Linked DNA regions of Homo sapiens: region 2 is linked to region 1. The links are chromatin loops, found by intact Hi-C in ENCODE. Cell type or tissue: endothelial cell of umbilical vein. All regions are shown on one strand. Each heading gives the region's core, and the rest is flanking DNA. Links, peaks and the distances in the headings are about the cores only. Region 1 has its middle 60 kb from the start of EXTL2. Region 2 overlaps LINC01349 (long intergenic non-protein coding RNA 1349).

Evidence for each region. Peaks named below come from ENCODE experiments on the same cell type or tissue, not always from the same donor. Only the 100,000 strongest peaks of a DNase experiment are listed, where the experiment ranks them.
Region 2: a loop joins it to region 1, with 5 times the contacts of the local background. A loop is called at or near these places in 1 of 110 quality-filtered maps.

Annotation. Positions count from the first base shown.
Region 1 is chr1:100,829,749-100,840,359 of GRCh38, reverse strand. No RefSeq gene overlaps it. Among named protein-coding and RNA genes, the nearest start is that of EXTL2, 60 kb to the left of the region's middle. RefSeq lists an enhancer at 3,582-4,781. In endothelial cell of umbilical vein, for the core only: a CTCF peak has its summit at 5,129 (motif pointing left); a DNase peak (open chromatin) is centred at 3,779; H3K27ac peaks cover 2,131 bases.
Region 2 is chr1:100,621,814-100,632,424 of GRCh38, reverse strand. It overlaps LINC01349 (long intergenic non-protein coding RNA 1349), which reads left to right. Exons shown (of 5, transcript NR_038914.1): 4 at 3,483-3,600; 5 at 5,123-5,376. Among named protein-coding and RNA genes, the nearest start is that of LINC01349, 20 kb to the left of the region's middle. RefSeq lists a silencer at 9,546-9,844. In endothelial cell of umbilical vein, for the core only: no CTCF peak of the experiment used is centred there; DNase peaks (open chromatin) are centred at 3,714, 5,194 and 5,744; H3K27ac peaks cover 2,042 bases.

The sequences.
Region 1 (10,611 bases), core at 3,081-8,080:
GCAAATCAAAACCACAATAAGATACCATCTCACACCGGTTAGAATGGCAATCATTAAAAGGTCAGGAAACAACAGATGCTGGAGAAGATGTAGAGAAATAAGAACACTTTTACACTGTTGGTGGGAGTGTATGTTAGTTCAACCATTGTGGAAGAGAGTGTGGCAATTCCTCAAGGATCTACAATCAGAAATACCATTTGACCCAGGAATCCCATTGCTGGGTATATACCCAAAGGATTATAAATCATTCTACTATAAAGACACATGCACACATATGTTTATTGCAGCACTATTCACAATAGCAAGGACTTGGAACCAACTCAAATGCCCATCAATAATAAACTGGATAAAGAAAATGTGACACATATACACTATGGAATACTATGCAGCCATAAAAAATAATGAGTTCATGTCCTTTGCAGGGACATGGATGAAGCTGGAAACCATCATTCTCAGTAAACTAACACAGGAACTGAAACCAAAGACTACATGTACTCACTCATAAGTGGGAGGTGAACAATGAGAACACATGGACACAAGGAGGAGAACATCACACAGTGGGGCCTGTCAGGGGGTAGGGAGCAAGGGGAGGGATAACATTAGGAGAAATACCTAATGTAGATAACGGGTTAATGAGTGCAACAAACCACCAGCCATAAAAAAGAATGAACTCGTGTCCTTTGCAGGTACAAAGGACATTGAACTTTCCATTGAAAATAAAACATTATTATTTACAGTAAAAAAAAAAAAAGACAATATTAAAACAATACTGTGGCTTTACACCGATAGTCTAACCAGCATCAATTATTTAAGGTGAAATCCCGGTAACAAATATAAATATAAATTGAGCCTCTAATGGTTCTGCTTCTCTTATTGATCTCAGACTGATACAAGTTTTGGGCAAGTTTTTGTAGGTGTCCCATGCCTCAGGGCATCAGAAAAGCCCCAGGCAAGGTAGAAAGTGAGAGGCACATAGGGAGAGACTGTCAGTTTGCTCCTGGATGAAACTGACCAAAGCAGGTATTAGTTAGGTAGCCGCAGCAGTGGCTGGAATAAGAAGTGAGGCTGAAAGGATTTTAAGTAGTGTGCAAGAGATATCCAATAAGCATTCTATAATAAAAGTATGTATAGGGTACTAGGGAAATGCCTAATTCAATTAAGGTAGGGATTTCACAGAAAAGATTCACAGTTCTGTGACCCAGCAGAATAGTGTCCTCAAATAAATGTCATCACACTTGTTAATGTAATTGTAAACTTCTCTTTATATTACTAAAGGTCATCACCTTCATTTTTTAATTATTTCAGATTTCAATTGAATATCCATATTTGGTAAGGAGGCTGATGCTTTTGTTGCTGTAAAATCATGCAGTGTATTGACATGAAGTTGGAATTTCAATGTACCTATTTTGGTAGTGTGAAACACCAAGTTCATAAAATTATAGTCTTCTACTCCCCCAAAGGGTTAATCTTGCCTGCTTCCTAGAAAAACCAGTGCACTGAGAACAGCAGGTTTTTGCAATAGAGAAAAAATTTAATAATCGCAGTCTCAGCCAAGTGAAAGGACAGGAGTTTATTATTACTCAAATCAGCCTCCATGAAAATTTGGAAGCTAGGATTTTTTAAGGATAGTTTGGGGGACAGAGGCTAGGGAATGGGGAATGCTGATTGGTTGGGTTGGGGAGAAATCATAGGGAGTCAAAACTTGTCTTCTTGTTCTGAGTCTGTTCCTGGGTGGGGGCCACAAGACCAGATGAGCCAGTTTACTGGTATGGATGGTGCTAGCTGGTCCATCTGATTGCAGGGTCTGAAAAATACCTCAAACACAAGTCTTAGGTTTTACAATAGTGATGTTATTTACAGGAGCAATTGGAGAGGTTAGGAATCTTGTGGCCTCTGGCTACATCACTCCTGAGCCATAATTTCTAATCTTATGACTAATTTGTTAGTTTTACAAAGGTGGTCTTGTCCCCAAACAAGGAAGAAGTTTGTTTTGGGAAGGGGCTCTTATCCTTTTCTCAAAGTTAAACAATAAAGTAAATTCCTCCCATAGTTAGCATGGCCTTCAGCCAGGGATGAAGGGCAGCTTGGAGATTAGAAGCAAGATGGAGTCAGTGGAGTCAGTTTGGTCAGATTTCTTTCCCTGTCATAATTTTCCTATGTCAAATTTTTCTCATTGTCATAATTTTTGCAAAGGAGATTTCATCATGAGACCTTCTGAAGTATTTAAAACTAAGATTTTTTTCTTTAGGGAGATGGGAGATTACTAGCATTTCTCTTATAAACATAGGTTTCAACAATTTATTTTATAGAACTTCCCTTTCTTTCTTAACTTACATTTAGCAACAGAAGGAGATTTTTGTAGCTGTAACGAAATGATGAGGAAAAAAGTAGACTGAGCTTAGTATATATCAATGGTATGTGCACAATGTTAGCAAAATTCTTGCTTACATTTTGCCTAAATATAAATATTTTTGACATAAATCAAAGCCTATTATAAGGAGCTATTTTTATACTAATAAATAGAAACTACCATGTAATCAGATCTTTCATTAACTAGCTTTGTGCCTGCCATAGAGATGGGATGTTTGTGTCCTCCCCAAATTCATATGTTGAAATCCTAATCCACAAGGTGATGGTATTGGAAGGTGGGGCCTTTGGAAGGTAATGAGGTCCTGAGAATGGAGCCACATGAATAGAATTACTACCCATATAAAAGAGACCTCAGGGAGCTCCCTTGCTCTTTTTGCCATGTGAAGACACATCAAGAAGACAGTAGTCTGTGGATCAGGAAGTAAACCCTTAGATATTGAATCTGCAGGTGCCTTGATATTGGACTCCCCAACTTTCAGAATTGTAAGAAATAAATGTTTGTCATTTAGGTCGCTCTGTCTGTGGTATTTTTATAGTACTATGAACGGACTAAGGCAGTATCATTGGGTACATAATGTAAACTCTTTGGGCCTCAGCATATATATATGTGTGTGTGTGTGTGTGTATGTGTGTGTGTGTGTGTATAGAAAGAGAGACGTAAATATAAATTTATATAAATATAAATGTTTTAGTTAAATAGGTTTTCTCCCAGTTCAAAAATTCAATCATTGGCCAGGCGCAGTGGCTCACGCCTATAATCCCAGCACTTTGGGAGGCCGAGGTAGGTGGATCACTTGAGGTTAGGCATTCGAGACCAGCCTGGCCAACATGGTGAAACCCCATCTCTACTAAAAATACAGAAATTAGCTGGGCTTGGTGGTGCACACCTGTAATCCCAGGTACTTGGGTGGCTGAGGCATAAGAATCATGTGAACCCAGAAGGCGGAGGTTGCAGTGAGCTGAGATCATCCCACTGCACTCCAGTGTGGGTGACAGAGTGAGATTCTGTCTCAAAAAAATATATATTATTATTATTATTTAGGCTTTCATTTTGCAATAAAATTTCCAATTAGTAAAGAAGCCCAGGAAAATCAGAAAAAGTAACATTATATCAATTATTTTTGTTACTGAGTTTCAAGTCCCACTGGAATTAATAATTTGATTTAATAACAGTTTATAAATGGGGTTGTTTTTTCTCTTAACAGGAAAAAGTAACACCCAAATGCTTATTATACTAAGACCTATTGTGTTTAGATTTTTATCGCTTAAAAGCGGCAGAAAGCGTTCCCTTTAGTATTGTCTAAAGGAAATGAAACAATTCACTTTTAATAGCAATACATCAGCTAAGTGAAATTTTGACACACATACTCCCCATGAAGAGTACCTTGAAAGAAAGATCAAAACCTTTTAAAAACTTCGTAGCACCAAAATTCCCATTTTCCTTGGGAACTTCCCATGATTCATGAGATTCCAAAAGTGTAAAGATTCAGATCTGTTGAAAACTGAAGGAAAATTCATTAACAATTGTGTTTATCAATATTTTAAAAGAACAAAGCTTAACATTTTAGTGAGTGAGGGAGGCCGGATGTGAGACATTCTGAAACCATCTTCTGTGACCTGATTCCCATTAGATATAAAAATAAATCCAACCCAGTGGCCAGGAAGACTGCGCTGCTCTGCATAAAACTGAAAGCTAATCAAACTCTCTGATAATAATGAATCAAAGGATGAAAAATAGAGAAGTCTGGAAGAAGAGAGAAAGGAACTTCTTTTAAATCTTAGAAACAAGAAAAAAGAACTTACCATATAAGCTGCGGTGACTACCTTTCCCACCAGCAGCACCACTCGTTGTGGGACCTGTTTCCCAGTGCTCCGCTAGGTGCTGTACACACACATGAGAGTATAGCTCAGTTTGAGGCTAAGTGCATCCACATAAGCAATTCAGGCATGTCTGAACAGATTTGGGCAAATCCATTCTTATGAAGGTGCTGAGGAGATCCTCCTGGAAAATAACTCACCTTAAGGGCAGAAAAAGTAAGACATCAATGTGCCTAACCCAATATGAAAGCCTTAGTCATCAGAAGAGAGGGCAACTTCTGAGTCTACTCAGTCTTCAATAATACTGGGTCACTTGGAATTGTCTCCTGCTCATGGGCCCTGTCTCAGTCAGGGAGAGAGAGCAAGCAATAAAAGGGCATTTCCACTAAAACTCAGTAAGGTATTGGCAACAGCAACACTACTTTGGTAGTCTTTGAATTCAGTGTAACATAAAAAAGGGAAAAGAGGCATGCTCCCTTTTTATCACAACCCAACAAATAGTTTTGGCACGTATTCATCCGCTCTCATATTGCTACAGAGAACTATCTGAGCCTGGGTAATTTATAAAGGGAAGAGGTTTAATTGGCTCACGGTTCCACAGGCTGTACAGGAAGCATGGCTGGGGTGGGGGGAAGCTCAGGAAACTTACAATCATGGCAGAAGGCAGAGGGGAAGCTGGCAAGTCCTACATGGCTGGAGCAAGAGAAAGAGACAGAGCAAAGGGGGAAGTGCCACACACTGCCAAACAACTAGATCTTGTGAGAACCCACTATCACAAGAACAGCAAGGGGGAAATCTGCCCCCATGATTTAATCACCTCCCACTAGATCAACACTGGGGATTACAATTCAACATGAGATTTGGGTGGAGACACAAAGCCAAACCATATCAGGAGACACAAAGCCAAACCATATCAGGCATCTTGAGGGAGACAGTGAAAATGCATGTGCCCAGTAGGTGATGATAGCCCCCTGGTGGTTAGGTAGCAGATATTTCAGAAGTAGCAGTGGGATCTCCTGGATTTCCCCCGTTAACTGACGATATATTCATTGGCATTTACAGAAATTCACTATTACTTCTAGAAAGTCTTTAGGCAGTGAGATGAATGTATTAGTCAAGAGAAGTTAGGTTGTCATAAAAAACACATTGCTTCTACTTACAACTCAATAATCAGAAGCCTCATGGCCCTGCCGAACTGCGACTTGGCAAGTGGATGTGGAGGAGCAGATGGCACTCTTGCTAAGCATTGCTGTCTCAGCCCCAAGAAGTATGGAGGCTGTAAGCAAGGGATAGGAGGAGGAGCTGCTAAAATGTATTCTTAATTTTACTGCATTCATTCTCACATACTGATGATACCAGGGAAGATAGTCAATTACATACATAAGTCTTTTATTTAATCCTCATGGCAGTCAGAGAAAACAGAGAAGTTAAGTAACTTGCCAGAAGTTACACAGCTGTTCAGGTCTCCTGGACTCCAAAGCTATTTGCTTTTTATTATTCCATGTTTGCAAAAAAAAATTATATGCCTTAAAATAGCCTCAAACATTCACTGAGTTCCTACTCTGTTATTATCTCAGTTTTCTTCACAGCAACCCAGTAAGATGAGATTGCTATTATCCTCAACAGGATCACAGAGGGTTAAGTAACTTGATCAAAGTTACTGCAAGCAGAAAAGATATAATGTGAGCCCAGATCTTCTCCCTTCAACTGACTGGAATTTGAAATCCAATCAATTCCCAGCCTATTCACAGTCTGATGCTTTTTCCACCTCCTTAATTGGTGATGAAGATACTTCAATTATTCCTATTATCAATGTCATAAATCATAGGCCATAAACTATGGTTAGTTCAGTAACTGCTACTCTGGAGGAAAATAGCTTCTTTCTAACAGAAACCTTTATTTTTCATTTGAGTAAGTCATTGAACATTTCCAAAGCATAGACTTCTTTGGCCTTCACAAATAAAACAAAGATAATGGGTACATTAATTCTACTAAATACACATCAAGTACTTAAGAGAGATGCTTAACTCTAACTCCTAGGATGTTTTTGAAACAGAATCTGTAAAGAAAAAGACAATGTCAATTGACATAGTTGAGAAGAGAGGCAGGTGAAATGCTGTCAGGAAAGTTTAAAGGAAATTAATGAAGACTAAGAACAATTTTTATTTAATGTAAAGGGGAATGCATGTCATAAAAATGATAGGAAAACAAGCCATATAGTAAGACTTTATTAGGGCATAGGTACACAGAACCAAACCAGGGAAGATAAGAGTGTATTGTGCTAAAGAAAGACAACAGAGTTGTTGGGATATTCACTAAGTTACAAGTTATCTGCCATATGCAAAATCTAGCCCATTTGCAGTTAAGGTTTGGGACTTGTCTCATACAGATTAAACATTGTTTATCTGCAAATAGATTGATTTCTTTATCTGGGCTTTAAACTATATAAATTTGTTAAAAATAACCTTTATAACAGGACATATTTGCAAGATGGCTCAGAATAATTACTCTATCTTCAAATTATTGTGAAAACAAGGGGTGTTAGATTTATTTTCACCAGTTTCCTTAAAAGGCAAATCACTGGCTCAAGTCAGAGAAAGCATCAAAATGGCTACATTTAAATTGAAAGTTGATACAGAAGGGTCTACAACAGGGTCTCAACTCTGACTGCTCATTAGAATTGCCTGAGGAACTGTCAATAAACATTGCTGCCTGGGCCTGCGGACAAAAATTCTAATTAAAGATGGGGAGTTGAGGGCGCAGTACAAGGGCTGGTGACAAGCAATTATATTTTTAAAATTCTTCCCGGATAGTCTGATGTCTGATCTGTAGCCTTCCACCATCAGTAGTGTATGAAAGTACATCTCTTTGACTAATCAGTCAACCCATTAAAAAAAAGACCACAAAGCAAAAACCCTAACTCTTGAAAGATTAGCCATGTCATGCTATGACCAATGTTAGTTATTAGTGTTACATTTTTACTTTGGTATAGTTTAATTATTAGTGTATTCTTAACAAATGCATATCATCAGTGACAAGTCATATTTTTAATGAGTTATCATTACAAGTTAGTGTTAAACTTCTCACCTTGATGAACATAATAAAAATTTTGTGCACATTTTATTGTGAAATCTAAAGCTTTATCTTTAGCAATTCTCTCTGTTCAAACTTCTGAGCCCCATTCTTGTGTGTGGTGTGATGGTGCTCGGCATGTCTACTGTCTTTGTTCTTATATTCATCTATTCCTTTGTAATATGGTAATTAGTTTTAAGATGAAAGCTAATCCCGACTGTGAGAGTGCTGAGCTATTGTTACTGCTGGCTAATGTATCACTAGAAGACCACGCACAGTAAAACAGAAAAAAAGGTTTTTCTTGTGTTCTCCATTGGTTTATTATTAGGAGTAGGGGAACAATGTACAAAATTTATCTCTAAGGCATAAATGAGAGTAGCGATGGAAAAAAAAGCAAAACATATTGAGATGAGAAACAGTGAGTTTTCAGAGGGCTATCAATAAGTTTAAGTCATTTCCTGTACTGGAAGAGCAGAAGTTCAGCATCCAAACCCAGATCCACTGGTGGAGGGGGAGTCTTTGGGGTTTTATATCTCTGCTGAAAGGGCAAGCAAAATAATGTGTGTGTGTATGTGCAGTTTTCAGGAGAGCAATACCTGTTACCTTTGCCAAAGGCTTATGAGTGAGGTATCTACAAATTGATATGAAGGAAACCTATCTCTTCATATCTTCTCTTTCTTAGCAGTAACCAATACTGAGTCTTTTTCAACTAATCTTTTAGGGGTTCTTTGCTGGAATAATCTATAATACTTGGTGTATTTCTTCATTATGTCCTTACAATAATTCCTAATCAATATACAAGTATTGGAATCAGGCTTGCTTCTTCTGTATAGAAGGCTGCTAGCATCAGGGTCTTAATTTCATGAATGGCAGTTGCTGTGGCTTCTCTTCCTTTTCTGCTAATACTACCTCTCATAACATTGTTTTAATCTTCTTATTCTGAACTTTTGCTTGACTGGTAGGTGGACCAGCTAGCTGGGTGTTACAGAGGTTTAGCACCTACTCAGACCCATGCTTATCTCTCTTGCTGTACAGATGAACAGGTTAGCATCCTCTGAAAGGACAGTATCTCAGCTCTCCTGAGAGAGTGGGAGAGGTAAAAGAGAGGGTCCCCATAACATTTTTTCTTAACTTTGAGTCAGGTTTATGCATTCATCCATGGCTCTACTCTCATGATCATTCCAGTGCTATTAGAATGCATTGCATTTTTAAAAATCTGATAAATCTAGCAGTAGAAATGGGCCTATCTTGCTCTTTACTAATAATGAGTGCTCAAGGCCAGACTGGTTACACAGAGAACCTTGACATCTAAAGCATGCCGTAGGCTTCAGCCCCACTCCATTAGGAGCCTGATGCCATCATCCATGCTTATAATAATTGCTCATAGTTATTGAAACATACTGCATATCAGGCATGTAACTTGTATTATTTCATTTACTCTCCACAACAATTCTCCTAGGTAGGTCCAATGATTATTTACATATCATAAAACAAAGGTTTATTGTAATCACATAAATCGTACAAAATCAAACAGCTAGTAGGTGATTGAGCTGGGATTTACACAGTTTAAATCTGTTTCTGACTCTAAGGCCTCTATGTTAAACTATATTAACTCCAACGGTTTCTGGAAAAATCCAGAGCATCCAAAGTACGTAGAGTCGGAGTTGGGGAAATGATAGTCACTATGAGTTTGCCTCCTTGAAATATAGTTATATATTACTCATAGGTATTTAAAATTACTTACTTATAGCAAGAACAACGAAAGTACTAAGTTTTGATGTGAGCTTAGACAACATCAAAAACAACAAACAAAATCTTTATTACTACAGACCTTGAAAATACCTAGATATTTTCTACAGAATATCCACAATTCTTTATTTGCTCATCAAAATTTACAGTGACTTTTCTTCAAGTAATAACTTGATAAATTTTTAAAGTTTAATTATTCGTCATTTAATTATTAATATCAGTGAATGTTTAGAAAATATTACATGTCTACATTTGAGTAACTCTATTTTAACACTGATGATTAACATTTATGGCATGTTGCATGTGTATGTTCACTGCAGCACTATTCACAATAGCAAAGACATGGAATCAAGCCAAATGCCCATCAATGATAGACTGGATAAAGGAAATGTGGTTCATATACACATGGAATACTATGTGGCCATAAAAAGGAATGAGATCATGTCCTTTGCAGAAACATGGATGGAGCAAGAGGCCATTATCCTCAGCAAACTAGCACAGGAACAGAAAACCAAATACCACATGTTCTCACTTATAAATGGGAGCTGAACAATGAGAACACATGGTTACAGGGAGGGTAACAACACACACTAGGGCCTGTCAGCAGCAGGGAGGGGTGCATAGCGGGGAAAGCATCAGATTAAATAGCTAATGATTGCTAGGCTTAATATCTAGGTGATGGGTTGATAGGTGAAGCAAACCACTATGGCACACGGTTTACCTGTGTAACAAACCTGCACATCCCGCACATGTATCCTGGAACTTAAAAACTTTTATGGCATGTTTTAGAAACATGAAATAGTCTGATGGGGATCATTTTAGAATATGTAAAAGGGAATAGTTGGAGACACGTTGGGAAGTTTGGCTGGAATTATACTGTAAAGGGCTTGCTTATATGCCATTTATTTTTTAAGTTAAGAAGTATCACAAAAAATGTTAGCCAGAGGAGCAACATTGTTTTATAATAAGAAAGTATACATAGACTTGAAAATTCAATGTACGAATGTTAGAAATAAGCTATTTTTCTATTGTATTCATGTGTATCTCTAACATTTTTTCCTTGTTACTTATTTTAGAGAACAAGCTCATTTAGTATAGAGACCATATGAGTGGTTGTAAGTAGTTAAATCAAAAGGAGAGGGTCATCTTATCAAACTGCTAAAGAGGACAGGAATATCCAGCCGAGGACCCTTTCTCTCTAACTCTGGGCTCTGCTTCTCTGTAAAGATCAGGCTTTATTCTCTCAAACCAGGGGACTCTATGGGTTGGAATTATGGCCTCTGGCATAATACAATGTGACAGCAAACACCAAAGCAATAGACCTTGGTAGTTTTTTTAAAAAAATGATAAAATGGGAGAGACCAGTTTTCAATCTGGCATGTAAGGAGCTTGTAAGTGATCACTACATGCTCACAGGTTAAAAGCTGAACAGACTAAAAAATCTTCAGCTCTTCTTGGGTTTGTCACAGAAGTGAGGTCGTGGGGAAAATTGCTGCCCCCAAAACAAGAAAGGCAGACAAACACAGAGAATCCCAAACACCAGAGCAGAAACCCATGAGCAGAAATCTCTGTGGGAATCACTGCAGGGGTTGGAAAACGATA
Region 2 (10,611 bases), core at 3,601-8,600, 210 kb after region 1:
CACACTCTGGGGACTGTTGTGGGGTGGGGGGAGGGGGGAGTGATAGCATTAGGAGATATACCTAATGCTAGACGACGAGTTAATGGGTGCAGCGCACCAGCATGGCACATGTATACATATGTAACTAACCTGCACATTATGCACATGTACCCTAAAACTTTAAGTATAATAATAATTTTAAAAAAATTTTTTTCTCTTTCTTTTTCTTTTTTTTTTTTTTTTTGAGATGGAGTCTCCCACTGTTGCCAGTCTAAAGTGCAGTAGCACGATCTCGGCTCACTGCAACCTCCAACTCCCGGGTTCAAGAGATTCTCCTGCCTCAGCCTCCCTCGTAGCTGAGACTACAGGCACGCGCCACCACGCCCGGCTAATTTTTGTATATTTAGTAGAGACGGGGTTTCACCATGTTGGCCAGGATGCTGTCGATCTCCTGACCTTCTGATCCACTCTCCTTGGCCTCCCAAAGTGCTGGGATTACAGGAGTGAGCCACCACGCCCAGCCACAAAAAACATTTTTCTAAAATTATGAGTCCTAATGCCCAATAATACATTCTTTAATATCTATTTATTACCTGTGAATATTTGACTGCCCAGTGCCAGATGTGGAATATATGCAAGTGAATACAGTACAGTTTGGAAGGTCTCCTCAGCTTCCCCTGACTTGTTACACATGCATGGTTTTTTTTTCTTTTTTTGTCTTATTTTTCTCTTTTTTTTTTTTTAATAGCTAACCTGGGTTTTCAATAATAAGCAATTGCTTTTTAATTTCAAAGAGTGAATACATTCCCTAAACTCTACTTTGTTAAGAAGCACCTTAAAAATCACTCCTTCTCATGGACAAGTTCTCTCTTAGTGCATAGTTTTCTCCTGCCTTCCCCAAATGGAATAGGTTCCTCTTCTTTTCAAAGGTTATCGCACTAAGCGTACTCTCAGTTCCACCAGTTCCAACTAATCCTCCATTATGCAATCTCTGTAATTTTTGTTATCAGATATCTCACAAGAACATCTCCAGTCCTCACTGAAGTTGTTTCCTTACTCATCGCCAATGATCTCCTACTCTAACCTCAATACCACTTCCTACATTCTCATCTTCTTAGCACTTTCTAAAGCATTTGACACCGCTGACCTCTCCCTGCTCCTCAGCCTCTCTCCTGCCTCAGCTCACTTGATCCCACACTATAGTGTTCTCCTCTCTGCCTTGTCAAGGTTCTTCAGCTTCCCTCCCTGGTTTGTCTTCATCTTCCCACATCCTACATGTTGGCAGCCCTCCAAGACTCTGCCTTTTGGCCACTAGTTTCCTTTGGGATTCTCATCTGCACTCATGGCTTCAACTGTCACCTCTTCAGGGGTCCCTCAGGACTACATCTTCAATCACAACCACAATCCCACAAACTCTATTCCCAGAGTTCCATACGCCTACTAAACATTTCTCTCTGAAATTCCTCGAAATCAGAATACCTCAAACAAAACTTATTTTCTCTTCCTATGAGTCAGTCCTCTTCTTATTTTTTGAATTCCATTAATGGCACCACCATTAATGGAATAATCATCTGCAACTTCTTTCACTGCCTCTCTCCTTTGCTTTCCAAACCAATCGGTTTTCAACCTTTGTACATTTCCTTTGCATCTTGCCTCTGTATGTTCTGTCCTGTTCATACTTTTCACTATTCTGATTCTGTCTTTAGTCCCTGTTTCCTGAACTCTTTGCATAGCCTCAAAAATATTTTCAGCTTCTCTCCATTGCATCCTTTAGTTAGCTTTCCAAATCTCTAGTGGTTTATAATTTCCTGCTTAATAGACTCTAAATTCCCAACTTTGAAATGTGGACCTAATTATCCACCAAAAGTGGACTTTTCACTCTTTTTTTTAGTACATTTTTTGTTTGAGTACCTTCATATCTTTTTAAATACTCTTCTATTCACCTCTTGTCCAGTTCCACTTGGCAAAATCTTACTTTTCATGTCCAATTTAAAGAACACATCTTTTATTAATCCTTCTGTGACTAATCTTAGTCCAAAGAAATCTCTCCTCCCTCACCTCTATAACATGTTGCTTGCACCTTTTTTTTATTGTATTTCTTTGTGTATAGCTTACTTCCTCAACTAAATTTTAAGTTCTTTAAAAAATAAGGATGACTTCTCTGGTAAATTATATTATTATTCCCAAAGATTCATGGCCTTTCTCATGGGAGAATTATCCTTGTCTGCCCTCCACGGCAGGCGTGGCTACATGACTAGTTTGGGCCAACGAAATTTGAGCAGAAGTGATGTTGTTTGTTTGTTTGTTTGTTTTTTGACAGAGTCTCGCTCTGCTGCTCAGGTGGAGGGTGGTAGCGCAATCTTAGCTCACTGCAACCTCCACCTCCCGGGTTCAAGCAATTCTCTTGCCTCAGCCTTCCAAGTAGCTGAGATACAGGTGCCTGCCACCGTGCTTGGCTAATTTTTGTATTTTTAGTAGAGATGGGGTTTCACCATTGTTGGCCAGGCTGATCTTGGGCTCCTGAGCTCAGGTGATCCACCTGCCTATGCCTCCCAAAGTGCTGGGATTACAGGCGTGAGCCACCGTGCCCAGCCAATGAATGCCACTTCTGATCTATCATGTGTTTCTGCCATCTCTCTTGTTCCCCAACACAAGAAAATCCCAACTAATGGCTATTTCTACCCAGATCCCCAAATCCAGAAGATGGGGAGCAGAGCTGCACCTAACTCACTATGGGCATTAACATAGATGAGAAATAAATCATTGTGTTCTGAGCTATTGAAATTTGGGAGCTGTTTGTTACAGCAGCATAACAGCCAAAGCTGAAGCAACTTCTTACCTAATTCAACAAATATTCATTTAGTCATTTATTCCACAACACTGACAACATACTCTGTGCCAGCACTACTTTAAATATCATGGTACAGACAAATACTTGTAAAGCAATTGTCTTAGTTCTAAATAGTAAGACATGTTCTCAAGCTGCTACAATACAAGGCAACATGGCATAAATCTATTGGAGAACTATAAACAAAGAACTACTAAGTTTCAGGAAAGGGAGAGAGAATTTACACTAGAGGGATTAGAAAAACTGTCACGGAGGAAGTGTTACTTGTTTCTTCCTCCACATCTAGCACACAGTAGGCTTTAAAGATTTGTTGAATAGGTAAATAAATTATTAATAAAACAGAAATAATATGAACACCTAATTGTCATCAATAAAGGCTGACATTTCTGTATTAATTCAATCACTTAATTTGCCGCATCAGGGCAGGTGAAATGTTCCAGGACAAAAAGAAAATGGGAATTAAGAACTAGTGAGTGGGTGAGTTTGCCTTACCTAAATCCCATGGTGAAAGAAATCTTACTCATAGACCCTAGCATCTTTTAAGCTCCAATTATTTCTGGTTGGTCATGTGGCTTTTCATATGACCCACTGCTTTTGGCACACTACTTAAACAAATTTATCTTACAATCAGCAACCAACGGCTTCCTATTTTCAGTTTTACCCTGATGGGAACCATCAAGCAGAACCTTCTGGACCTGTACTTCCGAGTTCACTAGGGCTGGGAGAACTCAGCCCAGGGATCAGCAACGCATGTACGAGTCTCTCCAGAAGAGGCAAGTAGAGTGACCTTAAATAGCCTAGAACAGAATTTTTAGAAAAAAAAATAATTCCCTCCTTAACTCTGACACAGGCTGCTGGGATGATTCAAGTGATAAATGCCCTTTTCCTGGCTTCATAAATTACAAATTCAGAAACTGGTTAAATAGCTTAATCATGGACCCAATGTTACAGACAGGAAAATACTGAATACAGGAAGAAGGGAGGGCCATAAGTGAATTCTTGCCCTAGCTTCCCGTTAACCTAGACTGAGCAGTGCGGCAAAATGTCTATCTGAAGGTCTATCTGAAAAATATCTATCTGAAGGTCTCTTCAGCTCTGAAGTTCTGTGAGTCTGTGAAACTATGTAGATTCAGAAAGATTTGCCTCTAGGAAGTGGACAGCCTACTCTCATCTGGACATTTTTCCAAATGACAGTGGGACTGGGGACCCTCACTCCCACTCCCCCACCTCTAGGGTTTTCCTAACTAAACAGGGTAAGTAGGTTTTGTGAAATGCTGACCCCAGTAGTTACCACAGGGTGACTACAGAAACATATACCTTGGCCTAAGTTCAAGTGCCTTTGCTTTGGTAACATCGTCTGACAACTCTAACAGTCCCAAGTGTATGGAAGCAGGTTCTCTCCTTTGCAAATAGAGACTGTTCTTTAAAGATAAAGTGAGTTTGCCCAGCATGTTGAGTCTGTGATGGAGTTGCTAAGAGGAAATAACTTCATACCCTCCATAGCTCAAACCTGAGCTCAACAACATAGTCATTCCCAGAAGCTGCTTACTGTCTCTGGGCCTTAGTTTTCAGATCTGTATGAGAACAGCTTTTCAAGACAAGAATAAGGTTATTTCATGGATATGACAGTGCCCGGGGCCCAGAAACAATTCACACGAACTCAATGAATGTGAGTTCTCTTTCTCTCAGGACTCCCCTAAAGCCCATTTCCGTCCTGTCTTGGATACTATTTGATTAACTTTCTGTTGCTTCTCTTTTAGTTAAATATTCCTTTTATCTATGTTTAATATATCTCACAGTCCACTAAGAAACCATACACACACACACACACACACACACACACACACACACACACGCACAATATGAACATTCTAGGGTGAAGAAAAGTGGCAAATCTTTCAGTGTAGAACCATCACCTACTTGTAGGCGCATCCACAAAATTTGATATCTCTCATCATCCCCAAAAAATGCCTTTGGCCCATGACAAAATTAGCTTTAAAATTTCATAACTATTTACACAGAACTATTTCCTGACTCATTCCCCGTAACTACCGCAGAAGCTTCCAGTCTGGAAGCTGGCAGTCTTAGCTTGCCCCAACTCTCTTCTCTACTTCCCTGCCCACACAAATTCCACATCCACCCAATGCTCAGCGTGGCATCCTCAAACAAACCACTCTCTCCACTGCCCACGCTCATAACTCCCAAAAGTAACAATCATCATCCCTCTTACAGTCTAATGGAAAGGGGTTTCATACCCTTCTTTTTCACTTTGTCTCTGTATTTCAATATTTTCAGACATAACACTGACTGTATGCTCTACAACTAACTAATCTTCAGTTTGCAGAAGAGGAAACTAAAGGACAGGAAGTTGGCTGATTCCTACAATGAGCAGAAGTTACAGCAAAGGTCAATGCCAGGACTGAGTTCCCTGTTTTTCTCACTCACATTCTTTAAGTTGGTACCTGGGCCCCTGGTGCAGGATGGGTTCTTCATAAACCTTTATTAAATAAGTGTTCAATAAATCAATACTCAGTTTTCTCCATTGTAAAGCAAGGGTGATGCTACTCATTTCTGAAATAGGTCCAACCTTAGAGAATATCTTTTCTTCTCTAACAATGTTGTCTTCACGATTAAGTGGTGGATTTTTAGGAGTCCAGATATCTGTGTTTAGTTCTGCTGCTTTGGCTTGATTAGACTTGATAATGTGCACACAATACACACACACACATAATGATATAACTTGCAGATATTTCATAAGCTGAGACAGAAAATAAAACAGTTTATGAGAGTCTCAGTCTATGAGGAGGCAGAGGAAGGAAAATGATCACACCAAGGAATAGCACCGAAGTGCTGTAATTTATTATGTGTTTTCGTAAACCTTAGCTCATTTGAACCTCACAGCAACCTTATGGGAATGGTAGGGCAAATATCGTCATCTCCATTTCCTTTGAAAAACTGAAAGTTCAAAGGATTGAAGTGAATTTCCCTAGGTTACAAACTTGACAAGTGGTGGAACCAAAACTAGAGCCCAGGCCTTCTCTTTCTAGATGAGAATTAGTCACTCTTCTGCTATCAATCATCAGTTAGTTATAAGGCATTTAACCTTCCATGCCAAGGATTACTTTTTTTTTAATGGCATATTCTATCTTCCCACTTAAAACCCCTGAGGGTAGAACTATGTCACAATCATATTTGATTCCCTATAGCTAAGTACAGTTTCTGTCGCAGGATTGAACCTCAATGATACTTAATAACAGTAATATTATTTTGATAGATAAAAATAACATTTTTAAGAAATAGTACCTGCATATAGCAAGTTGGCTTTCCCGGGATATTTACTCGTTCCCTGGTTGCATTACCCAAGCGAGGATGAAAAGTTTATTTCTTAATGAATGTCCCATCAACTTAGTCTAAGCAAAAATTCTATGAGAGAGATTTGTTTACTCTAAGGAAATCATTTTAACTCTTTCAGAAAGTGCCTTCTTCTGGTGTCCCTAAAAGATCTCTAATTTACCAAGTGAATTAAAAAATGTATTTTCTCTTAAACTCTAAGATTAGAAACATTACTTTATCCCCCAGCTTTTTTCTCAACCCTGTTGAAACAGCTTTCTCTGTTGCCATTCAGGGGTTGGTTTCAGCCAGAAAGTTACTTCTCATTTTTAGAATGCAGGGCACGTTTAAATAAGGATCGTTATCATTAATATTTATGAAGTGCTCAAAATGTGCCATGATTTTTATCCATTATCTCATTTAACTCTTAAATAATTTAACTCAATTAAGATGTTATTATCTCACAGGATCCCTTTGGCATAGGGAATATTATTATTCTTATAATATAGTTAAGGAGACTGAGTCTTCAAGGCACCATGTGGCTTTCCCAAGGTCACATAGCTAGAAAGTAGCAGAGTGAGATTTGATCCTAAGTCTCTCTGAATTTGAGACTTAACAACTACACCATAAAGTTTCACTCACTATAGATGGTGGCAGATGAACCTCATCATCAGTGAGGTCATCAGTGGAAGACAGTCCCCGTTTCCTTTTGAATACCTGAAGGATCAAGCTATGGACTGAGATGACAAAAGGCCTAACTCATCCACTTGCTCATCCATACACCCAATCTGTGATTATGGAAATGCTTTTAACGTCAACATTTTCTGTTTATAGTATGTACAATTAGATTAAAGTTGAGTGTTTGGCAATTTATGCTCAGTGTGAACAACAAATCCAAATGCACTAGGCTAAGAAGCAGAATCACATTCGCACAATAAAATGTAAACAAGAAACACAAGAGAGTCAGAGAGTCATATTCAGAGAGGGTGGGCTTGTTATTGTTTTTTGTTTTTTATTTAGAACCTGCTGATTAAAAAAAAGACCCAGATGCACAGGATCTCTGACTAAACAATTGCTGTGTGGTAGCGGGAGGTCTGGGTGGCTCATTCATCACAGCACGGAAGGCACCCTCTCAAGAACATGTAAACGGGATGAAGAGCTCTCCCGGAATGTTACAGCAAACATGTGCCAGCCCTCTTTGTTCTCTGTCTAGGGTCATTTCACTTGTAATGATTCATCTTAATCTTTCAGGTTCTGGAAAGCATAGGATACATCAGGCAGGAGGTACCCCATTTCTAAGCCTAGAGCGGAGAAGAAATCCTTTCTGGATGACCACACCATGGGGTTGAAAAAGCAGAGCAGAGTCCACAGTTCTGCGTAGATTATTTATTCAAAAAATCCCCAATAACTAACAGAGCAGAAACTGGATTTAGGAATCTAAATTAAAACTTATTTTGATGACCTTTGAGAAAGATACTTCAAAACAAAGATTTATTGCAAGTGTTAGCTTCTTTGCTCCTTGAAATAACATTCATTACTTCAGATTAAACACTGCTTGCTATTTAGTCTTCAGTTCTACAGCCATATTTCCGGAATACGTTTTCTGTTTTTGCCACAGATTTTGGTCTGATTTTCAATGAAAAAGGAATTTAATGGGTCATGTGTCTTTAGAATTCTTCTTGTAGCTTATTCTAAGTTTCTCATATCCCGTCTCCTAGTCTGTCTGAACTATTTGCCCACCATAGTGAGTGATACATAGTTTCAAAACATCTAATCTAGATACTGCTCAATTTAAGGCAGAGATTTCCAGATAAGAAGCCATTTGGCCTCGATATAGGGATCAAGACTATGGCTTTCCTATCAGTAACATTATACCCTTCTGCAACAAGCACTAAATTTAACAAGTGACTGAGGCATTTAAAAAGAATATAATATTGCAACAAATTTATACTATATATAACCCCACAGAAAGAAGATCCATAAAATACCTAGGAAGTTATAGCACAAAGTAAACAATACACGAAAATTTTACTCAAATGTTGGTTCTGCCATTCAGCCGTTCATTCATGCATTCAGCAAGTATTTATTGAATGGCTGCTACATGCTAGCCAATATAATGGTGAACAAAACAGATATATCCCTGCAGTCACAGAAGTTACAATGTAGCAGGCAGGAGGGATACAGAGAAGTTAAACAGAAATCATAATACCTTGTAATAAATGCTATCATAATGGAGAAATTATAGTGTGCTGTTGGTACCTCAATGGAAGGACAACGCAGTGTGTGTGTGTGTGTGTGTGTGTGTGTGTGTGTGTGTGTCTGTGTGTCTGTTTGTAGGCTGGTGGTCAAAAAGGGCTTCTCATTCATGTTTATGAGTTTTAATTAGATAAATGATATAGGGGTAGTGGTGGGAAGACAAGGAACCAGCATGTACAAAGACCCAAAGATGAAAAGGAACATAACATTAACTCCGCAGTGTTTCAACAGTCTTCTAACATTTCACTCTTATTCTCTGTGACAGAAGCAGTGCCACAATCAAGGCCTTGGGTGAGACTGTGCCTGGAGTTGCCGAAAGCCTTTGCCCATAAAAGTTGCTTTTCTCTGTTAATAATTGTTCAGTGGTTTGAATCTGTCATTTATTGCACCCCCACTTAAAATGTGACCGACTTGCAGACAGGGAGCATAGCTCATTGTATTTCCCACAACCCAGCATAGCATTCTATATACATTGGAAGCTTAAGAAACGTTAGTGCTAAACAAATAGATAAATGGTAAAAAATGGTCAGCAACCAAACTGGAACTCCCGGAATTTTCAAGGGAGTAGCAATGTTTATCCAACAAGTTTTTCAGCTAATGTTACTTAAGTTTCAACTTTAAGAGCTTAGTCACAAAGATTCTCATTAGGTAATACCTTGGCAATTCAAATAATCACTGCCCCTCTGACTTGAGCTAGTTGACTTGGTTAAGGCCAAAATCTGAAGCTTCAAGTCCCATGGAAGGTTAGTTACCTTCAAGGAGAGAAAGAAGATCTGTTCATAGTCCTGCCCATCAGTCTGACCCTGAACTCTGGTGGGGCTAAGGGAAATAGCATTGCATAGTCTGTAGCCCATACGATGGGCTAGGCACTTACCTAGGGATGTTGATATGAAGATAAATAAGCAGTTCCTGCCCCCTAAGGAGGCTCTGGCACACAGTAGCTTCTCAAGAAATGCTTCTTGAGAAACTGAGTGAATACAGCCTCACATATTTAGGCAAATCACTTATAAAATATATTACAGTTTTGTTTTTATATGTGGGACTCCTTCCTGGACTATAGAAATGTTTGTATCCTATGGATTCTTTGTAGTCTCTGCAAAAAGCTAATTCCTCCTCTGAGGTTAAAGGAATCCTTACCATTGTTTTTGAAGACAGTAAGAGCTGCAGTAGCTGAAGCAGTAGCACTGAAGTGGGGATTTTCAGCTACTGAAGGGGCCTCAGTCCCACTCAATGGATACTGCAGCATAAGCCTCTGTTCCAATATTACCCTACCCTGGGAACAGCTGTTGGAACAAAAGAATTGCTCTGAGAGTCAGCGTGAGCAGTATCCCTAAATAAGTGTAGTCATCCTTTATAAGTAGCAGGTCTCCACTCCTGCCCTTAAATTGTCCAACTCCAATGCTAATAGTCACTAAGGAGAGTGCAGCACAGGCCCTGAAAGGAGCCACCAAGGACATTATTTCATGATGCAGAGGACAAATGTATGCTTTCTCCAAAACCTGGAAAATCAAGTTTATGTATGTCATGTTTATTCAAACACACTTGAAATAAGGTCTCCCTCTCCTCTGGCAAGGACACTTTCAGATCTGAGGGAGTGAAGTTCTTTTACCCACCCCAACAATACTGGTCAGAACTCTGACTTTTGAGTTCCTTGAGTCATGAGCAGGCTGTTCACTTCCAGGGCACTTTCCTCAGGCTTCTTTGGCATGAATTGAGGTCAGGTTACAGCTGTCTCCTGGGTGATAAAAGCTGCTTGGCTTCTCACACTTTTGGATGAATCATTGGAGTTTCCCAGAGAAATGCAGAGGGTACTGCCACCCCTCAGTGAGTGTTAACCTCCCACAGTGATGGAGCAGTGAAACATCAGCCAAATGGTGATGCAATAACAGGCTCAAGATGAAGCTTTTATTATGGTCTGTACAACTCATGTTGATTTGAGAAGGAAAGAAAACAATATAAACAGCAAATCCCACGACTGAGTTTCACTGTCACAAATATGTTCTTCATCAAATCCCAACCTCCTTCATTCTTTTCTTCTCTAATTCTCAACTCCCCAAGATACCTGGAAATATTTTCTGCCTGATTTCTCTAATTTGTTCACTTGACCTTCCATCATTCACTCAGCAAGTATATAATGAGCCCCTGTCATGTAACAGGCACTGGGAATCAATTCCAGTTTTTCTGCCTATTACTAGTTA